2 separate regions of the Homo sapiens genome follow, and region 2 is linked to region 1. Evidence: chromatin contacts called from ENCODE Hi-C or POLR2A ChIA-PET data. All regions are on one chromosome and are shown on one strand. The core of a region is the stretch at or near the end of the contact, and the rest is flanking DNA. Distances in the headings are between cores, read along the strand shown.

Region 1 (3,731 bases), core at 347-2,846:
TACAGGTGCAAGCAACCATACCCAGCTAATTTTTTATTTTTTGTAAAGATAAGGTCTCACTCTGTAGCCCAGGCTGGCCTTAAGCTCCTGGGCTCAAGCGATCCTCCTGCCTCGGCCTCCCAAAGTGCCTGGATTACAGGTGTGAGCCACTGCCCCGACCGGTTCTGAAAAGTTTAAGCAGATTTTCCATCATAATATCTAAACAATCTTTCAGGAATGTTTCTGTGCAAATTGGTGGCATTCCACAGCTGGAACACTGTACACAGAGAACTCACAACGGTATGAGGCCATCCATTCATTCAACAAACATTTACTGGGCACCCAGAGGGCTGTCCTAGGCCTAGAGTGATAGAGCAGTGAATGGAACAGAGTCAACATCTAGGCTCTGGACTGGTAGGTTCTTCTGGAGTTTTTCGGTAACTTCTCATAACAGCAGTTGTCTTGCTTTGCAGAATGAATATAGGGATGGATACTGATATTACACAATTACAAAGCCCAAAATTCTTAATACTTAAGCAGAATCTGTTGACCCCTGACGCCGCTCTCTGCCCCCACTCTGATCTGTCCATCCTTTTCTTCTGATTCACGGCAGCAGCCAGTCCTTGGTTTTCCTGCTTTCACCCTCACTCCTGCAGTCTGCTTCCCACATGCAGCCAGAGGGACCTGTGTCAGATCACATTCCTTCTCTGCTTGGAACCCTTCCATGGTTCCATCTTACTGCCTAAGTCCTCACTATGTCCCACAAAGCTCCGCACAATCTGCCCTTGTTAGCTACCCGCCCTTATCTCCTCTTACTCTCCACCTTGCTCACTTTGCCCCACCCACCCTCCTCATTGTCTCTCCAACTTCCCATATCTTTCCTTCCTCAGGGCCTCTGCATCTGCAGATCTTTTCCCTGCCTGGAACTCTCTTCCCCTAGATAGGTGCATGCCTCACTCCTCACTTCCTTCAGCCCTTTAGCTCAAAAGTCTCCTGATGCATTCCTTGACCACCGTGCCAAAAAAACAAAAATCATTTGCCCTCCAAAATCTCTATCCCCTTTCCCTGCTGTTATTTTCTCCAAAGCACTTATCGCTTTCAAACATTCAACATGTTTGGTGTCTATTTCCTCCATTAAAAAGATGAACTCCAGGAGAGTGGAGATTTTTATGTCTCGTACACCGCTGTATTCCCAGCTCCTAGAACAGCACCTGGTACACACGAGGTGCACTGTAAATGTTTTTCGGATGTTTGAATGGAAGCCCAGAGTCGGTCACTGTTCTTGGGGCTGGAAATGTATTGGGGAAGCCTTTTTGGGTGTACAGGGGCCAGAGGGATTTAGCTAGGAATACAAAAGAGGGCACAGCCCGTGCGAAGGCTATGAGCCCTGATTATTGGGGTGCTCGCATTGGGGAAGAGGAAACCGGAAGCGAGTTTAGGGCGACCGCTGCACAGGCAAAGGCTGGGAAGGCAGAGAGCGAGGGCAGCGGGTTGCGTGTCGACAGGCTCGAGAATCCAGGCTCACTGCGCGTGCGCCGAGCTCCGGGCGGGGAAGGGGCCCGGGGGCGGGACTACGGGGTGGCGTCACGCAGCGCACGTCGCCGCGCGCCTGCGCTCTTTTCCACGTGCGAAAGCCCCGGACTCGTGGAGTTGTGAACGCCGCGGACTCCGGAGCCGCACAAACCAGGGCTCGCCATGAAGCCAGGTCAGGCTGGGGTGAGGGTCCGGGGTCAGGGACGGAGGCCGGGCGGGAATCCGGGTGCCAGGCCAGAATCGGAGGGGTGGGGCCTTGGCCTGGGGGCAGGGGTTCTGAGCACGGGTTCCAGTCTCCTGTGGGAAGGGGGATTCTGATTCCAGCAGGTCTAGGGGTTTGTGACTGGCTTCAGAGGTCACGGTCGTGAGTCGAAGAAGGCCGTGGGCCTGGCATTGGGGGTGTTGACGTGGGGTTCGTCTCATTGAGGCCGTCTAATAGGGATTTTGGATATTGGGCAGGAGGCGGCACTCAAGGGTCTTGGGCTAGAGTTTGGATTCAGGCATCTGGAGTCTTGGATCGCTGGGCGTGTTTTGGGAATCAGGCTTGGGTCGGAGATGGAGAGTTCCTGACCTTGGGTCCTGGAGCTGTGTGTGGGAAGCCCCCATTTGCCTTCCCTGTCGCTGCCACCACCACCATCCCCTTATCCCGCATCCCAGCTTTTCCGAGTGGGCCGGAGTGGATGAGGACTCCCCGGTTGGCCGTGTGCGGCGCTCTTCGGCTCACTTTCCCGCCTTCTGCACTTACAGTGGGGCGGATCCCCGGGGATGGAGTGGAGATTTGGGGATTAAGATTTCCACCTCCGGGACGAGACTTAACAAGCTCGGCATTAGTCTGGGGTGGTGGGGCGGGTGGTTGTCACAGGAGGTAAGTAGTTTTATTCTTAAGATTTTCCACTAGATTCTGCTGAAACCACTCCCTTCATGGTGGAATGATGAGGGGGTCCTGGCTTTGACAGCAGAAGGGCCTCAGTTCAGTGTGTCAGCTCTTGCTCAGCTTCTTAGCCTGCTGTGTGAACTTGGGCAAGTGGCTTTACCTCTCTGAGCCTCTGTTTTCTCATCAATAAAATGGCGCCAGTTAGGATTAAGCGACGTTAAAAAAAATAGCACAGTGCTTGACATATAATAGTATTAGCTCTAATTGTTACCTTTATCTTTCTCAAAGAGAACAACATTAGAATCCTTCTCGGTGGTGCCTGAGCACTTCCTCCATCTGGCCTGCCCAACCCGCACTCATCTGTGTGAGAACTTGCTTCATTGAGTTTGGAGAATTTCCACCATGGCCCAAAGGGTCTGTTTTCCTAGTACAGGCTTTCTTTTTCTTTTGTGTGTGTGTTTGTGTGGAGAGATGGGGGTCACCTGGCAGGAGATTTGTGGATCTGTGCCCTTCTCCCAAGTTCCCTTTCTCTTCCGTGTTTGGGGATCTCTTGATGAAGTGGGGTGGGGGATTGTAGGCCAGGTATGCTGAGATCCTGGCTTGCCTGCAGGCATTCTGGTCTGTGATTCCCTCATAAATGGAGGATACCCGTTCTTCCAACCTTCCTCCATGTGTGGTAGAATGTGAAGTTGTAAAAGTTGTCAGGTGTTAGCTCTTTAGTAAGGATTTTAGCCTGAGTGAGAAAAGAACCCTTTGGGAGATTTTTGAGCAGGGGCGTGGTGCAGTCTGACATTTTTAAAAGGGATTCTTTTTGCTTCGATGTGTGAAAGACCTCAGGGTGGCAAAAGTGGAAGCAGGCACATTGGTGGGAAGCTTGTTGCTGTAATCTAGGAGATGGTGTGGTGGACCAGGATGGGAGCAGTGGACATGCTGACAGTTTTACATGCTTTTGAAGACAGAACCAACAGATTGTATGTGGGTGTGTGATCGGAGTCAAGGATAACCAAGGGTTTGGGGGTGTGTAACTGGAAGGATGGAATTGCCATTTTTGAGATGGAGAAGGCTGTGGAAGGAGAGCAGATTTTAAATCAGGGGGTTTATGGACCCCCCTCCCCCCAAAAAAAGAACTTACTGGAAAAGTTTGTGTGAACATGTGTTTTTTCTGAGGACTGGGTACTTTTGGTACATTTTCCCCCAAAAGCTCCAGGACCTGAAACGGATTGAGATGTTTTGAGTATCTGGGATTGAAAGTTTACACTCATGCCCACTCCGCCCCAAGCACATGCCAGTACTTCCTTTCTGTTAGGCCTGGGTTGAGACTTTCATAAGCCTAGCTGTGGCATCT
Region 2 (3,731 bases), core at 715-3,214, 1.5 Mb before region 1:
TAATCCCAGCACTTTTGAAGGCCAAGGAGGATGGATCACTGGAGCTCAGGAGTTTTGAGAGCAGCCTGGGCAACATGGCGAAACCCGGTCTCTACACAAAAATACAAAAATTAGCCATGCATGCTGTTACGTGCCTGTAGTTCCAGCTGCTTGGGAGACTGAGGTGGGAGAATCACCTGAGCCTGGGAGGTCGAGGCTGCAGTGAGTCATAATCACACTACTGCAATCCAGCCTACATGAAAGAGTGAGATCCCATCTCAAAAAAAAAAAAAAAAAAAAGATTCCAGGCAAAGGGAACAGCCTGTGCAAAGGCCTGGAGGCCAGGGAGAGCCTAACTAACTCATTTGATCTGTCCAGGAGATGATTGTCTCTGTCTGGTTTCTGGCAGGGCCCATGGTGCCCCTATCTCTCTCCCTCACCTCCCTCTCATTTATGCTTTTATTCAATAATTGCCCACAGGTTCCTGCTGTGTGCCTGGCCATGTGCTGGGTGGTGTGGGGGACATAGTGATAACCAAGACAGCCCTCAGTTCTGCCCTCATGGGGCCCACAGTCACTTCTGGACACCTAAGAGATCTTGTCAAGGCCCCACCAGGCAGGAATGACCTAGAATGATCAAGAATGGGATGGGGAGGCACCAGCAGGGAGGACAAGGCTGGGACAGGGAGGCATGCAGGATGGGGGAACGCCCTAAGTGCTGTTGGGAGCCCAGAGAAGGCACCTGGACCCATCTGGGGAGTCTAGGAGGGCTTGCTGGGTGAGGGTGATTGTGTGGAGACTCACAGGATAAATAGTAGTTTGGCCACATGAAAAAAAAGGGATTAGGGGGCCTGGCATGGTGGCTCACGCCTGTAATCCCAGCACTTTGAGAGGCCGAGGTGGGTGGATCACCTGAGATCGGGAGTTCGAGACCAGCCTGACCAACATGGAGAAACCCCGTCTCTACTAAAAATACATAATTAGCTCGGCGTGGTGATGCATGCCTGTAATCCCAGCTACTCGGGAGGCTGAGGCAGGAGAATTGCTTGAACCCAGGAGGTGGAGGTTTCAGTGAGCCAAGATCGTGCCATTGCACTCCAGCCTGGGCAACAACAGTGAAACTCCGTCTCAAAAAAAAAAAAGAAAAGAAAAAGAAAAAATAGGGATTAGGGAGCAGGTGGGCACTGGGAGGAGTGTCCTGGGCTGTTCGACAAAGGCCTAGAAGGAGCTCATCTGTCTTGGTCAATGCTGAGTCCCAAGCACACAGCACAGGCTTCGGCACATTGTAGGAGCCTAGAAAACATCATTCACTCATTCATTCAAGAGATTGATGCTGGCTGGGTGCAGTGGCTCATGCCTGTAATCCCAGCACTTCGGGAGGCCAGGGCAGGAGGATTGCTTGAGCCCAGCCTGGGCAACATAGTGAGACCTCTGTCTCTACAGAGAATTTAAAAAGTAGCCGTGTAGGCCGGATGCAGTGGCTCAAGCCTGTAATCCCAGCACTTTGGGATGCCAAGGCAGGCGGATCACCTGAGGTCAGGAGTTTGAGACCAGCCTGGCCAGCATGGTGAAACCCCATCTCTACTAAAAATACAAAAAATTAGCCGGGTGTGGTGGCGCATGCCTGTTATCCCAGCTACTTGGGAGGCTGAGGCAGGAGAATCGTTTGAACCTGGGAGGTGGAGGTTGCAGTGAGCTGATATCACGCCACTGAACTCCAGCCTGGGCAACAGAGCCAGACTCCATCTCAAAAAAAAAAAAAAAATTAGCCATGCGTGGTAGCACGCGCCTGTGGTCCCAGCTACTCGGGAGGCTGAGATGGGAGGATTGCTTGGGCCTTGGAGATTGAGGCTGCGAGACCTTGTCTCAAAAAAAAAAAAAAAAAAAAAAAGAGAGAGCTGCAGTGAGAGGGCAGAGTGGGGTGGGTGGGGGAGGCAGGAAGGAAGCCCCTGGGGTTTGCTCCTTCCTTCCTCTTCCTCCAGGGGCTGGGTGAGCTGCACTCTCAGACTGGCTTCCCTCTCGCCACTCCTACAGGGGAAATTGAGGGCTTTCGCCTTAGCGCCCACTGCTCCTGTGACAGCAGGGATAACACACTGCAAGTGGACATCAACGGTGAGGCCTGCTTCCCCGGCCATGCCCAGTTGTGACGTGTGTGCGTGTGTGTGTTCCCATCTGCCCCACGCCCCACTTATCTATCCCTCTGAGAGTGTGTGTGTATGTCCCCTATCCCCTGACTCCCACACCAAAGCAGGGTTCACTACCGGCCGCCGAGGTGACCTGGCCACCATTCATGGCATGAACCGGCCTTTCCTGCTTCTCATGGCCACCCCGCTGGAGAGGGCCCAGCATCTGCAAAGCTCCCGGCACCGCCGAGCCCTGGACACCAACTATTGCTTCAGGTGAGCCTTGTAGCCTGGATGGAGGCCTTCCAGGCTGGGGGCATGACTGCCATCTGCTGACCAGGTGCTCCAGGTTGGACACCTGGCTGCTGCTGTGCTTGGGCTGAGCATCTGTCTCCTTTAGCTTGGAGGGCTCAGGGGATGAGGTCTGGGTGTAAGAACCAGGAGTCTTGTGCCAGGTGCGGTGGCTCACGCCTGTAATCCCAACACTTTGGGAGGCTGAGGCAGGTGGATCACCTGAAGTGAGGAGTTTGAGACCTGTCTGGCCAACATGGTGAAACCCGTCTCTACTAAAAATCCAAAAATTAGCCAGGCGTGGTGGGCGCCTATAATCCCAGCCACAAAAAACAAAAAAAGAACTGGGAGTCTTGTAATGTTGGGATCAGGTTCCTTTTTTTTTTTTTTTTTTTTTTTTTGAGACAGAGTCTCGCTCTGTCACCTGGGCTGGAGTGCAGTGGCGCTATCTTGATTCACTGCAAGCTCCACCTCCCGGGTTCACACGATTCTCCTGTCTCAGCCTCCCGAGTAGCTAGGACTACAGGCACGTGCCACCACGCCCAGCTAATTTTTTTGTATTTTTAGTAGAGATGGGGTTTCACTGTGTTAGCCAGGATGGTCTCCATCTCCTGACCTCGTGATACACCCACCTCAGCCTCCCAAAGTGCTGGGATTACAGGCGTGAGCCAACGCGCCCGGCCTAATTTTTTGTATCTTTAGTAGAGACTGGGTTTCACCATGTTAGCCAGGATGGTCTTGATCTCCTGACCTCGTGATCCGCCTGCCTCAGCCTCCCGAAGTGCTGGGATTACAGGTGTGAGCCACCACGCCCAGCCTTGCTTTCTTGCTGGAGTGTTGGAATCACAGAATGTTAGAAAGTTGAACCCTGTGATTGTTGGAATTCAAAGTTGGAAGGTCACCATCTTGAATCCCTAAATTGTTGGCAGGTTGAGGTTCTAGAATGCTGGGATTCTAGAATGCTAGAATTTGGTGTTAATTACTGAAATGGAAAATGTCGGACTCAAGGAAAGCTGAAACATTGGAATCCTAGAATTTGGGGATTCAAAATGGGAAGATGGCCCATGTGGAATTCCTGCACCACTGGCCAATTGTGGATACCAGTGTTGGCAGATTGGAGTCCTTGAATATTGGGCTCACAGTGGTAGAATTCTGTTTTGAAATATTCACATCCACAAATGTTGGAGTTGGAGAAAGCAGAATATTGGTATCTCAGCATGTTGGAACTCAGTGTTGGAATGTTAGAATATTAGAATGCTGGGATTTTATTAATAGAAAGTGGCAGCAGGCTGGGCGCGGTGGCTCACGCCTATAATTCCAGCACTTTGGGAGGCTGAGG

The links. A loop is a pair of places that touch in the nucleus more often than their neighbours do. ChIA-PET counts read pairs that join two places held with the same protein, here RNA polymerase II (POLR2A). Pooled maps may share reads with other maps.
Region 2: POLR2A ChIA-PET joins it to region 1 with 25 read pairs in OCI-LY7. The contact joins the enhancer-like site here to the promoter of FBL in region 1. A Hi-C loop is called at or near these places in 1 of 168 maps with a recorded cell type or tissue (naive thymus-derived CD4-positive, alpha-beta T cell) and 6 of 50 pooled maps. POLR2A ChIA-PET finds 5 or more read pairs at or near these places in 2 of 52 experiments (B cell and OCI-LY7).

Annotation. Positions count from the first base shown.
Region 1 is chr19:39,844,244-39,847,974 of GRCh38, reverse strand. FBL (fibrillarin) reads left to right here and starts at 1,596. Exons shown (of 9, transcript NM_001436.4): 1 at 1,596-1,684. The coding sequence starts at 1,675. RefSeq lists an enhancer at 2,051-2,791.
Region 2 is chr19:41,340,529-41,344,259 of GRCh38, reverse strand. It overlaps TGFB1 (transforming growth factor beta 1), which reads left to right. Exons shown (of 7, transcript NM_000660.7): 4 at 2,013-2,090; 5 at 2,230-2,377. Among named protein-coding and RNA genes, the nearest start is that of TGFB1, 12 kb to the left of the region's middle. Within about 2 kb of position 1,964, at least 3 of the 41 ENCODE cell types and tissues checked have a DNase peak (open chromatin) inside an H3K27ac peak, as active enhancers do.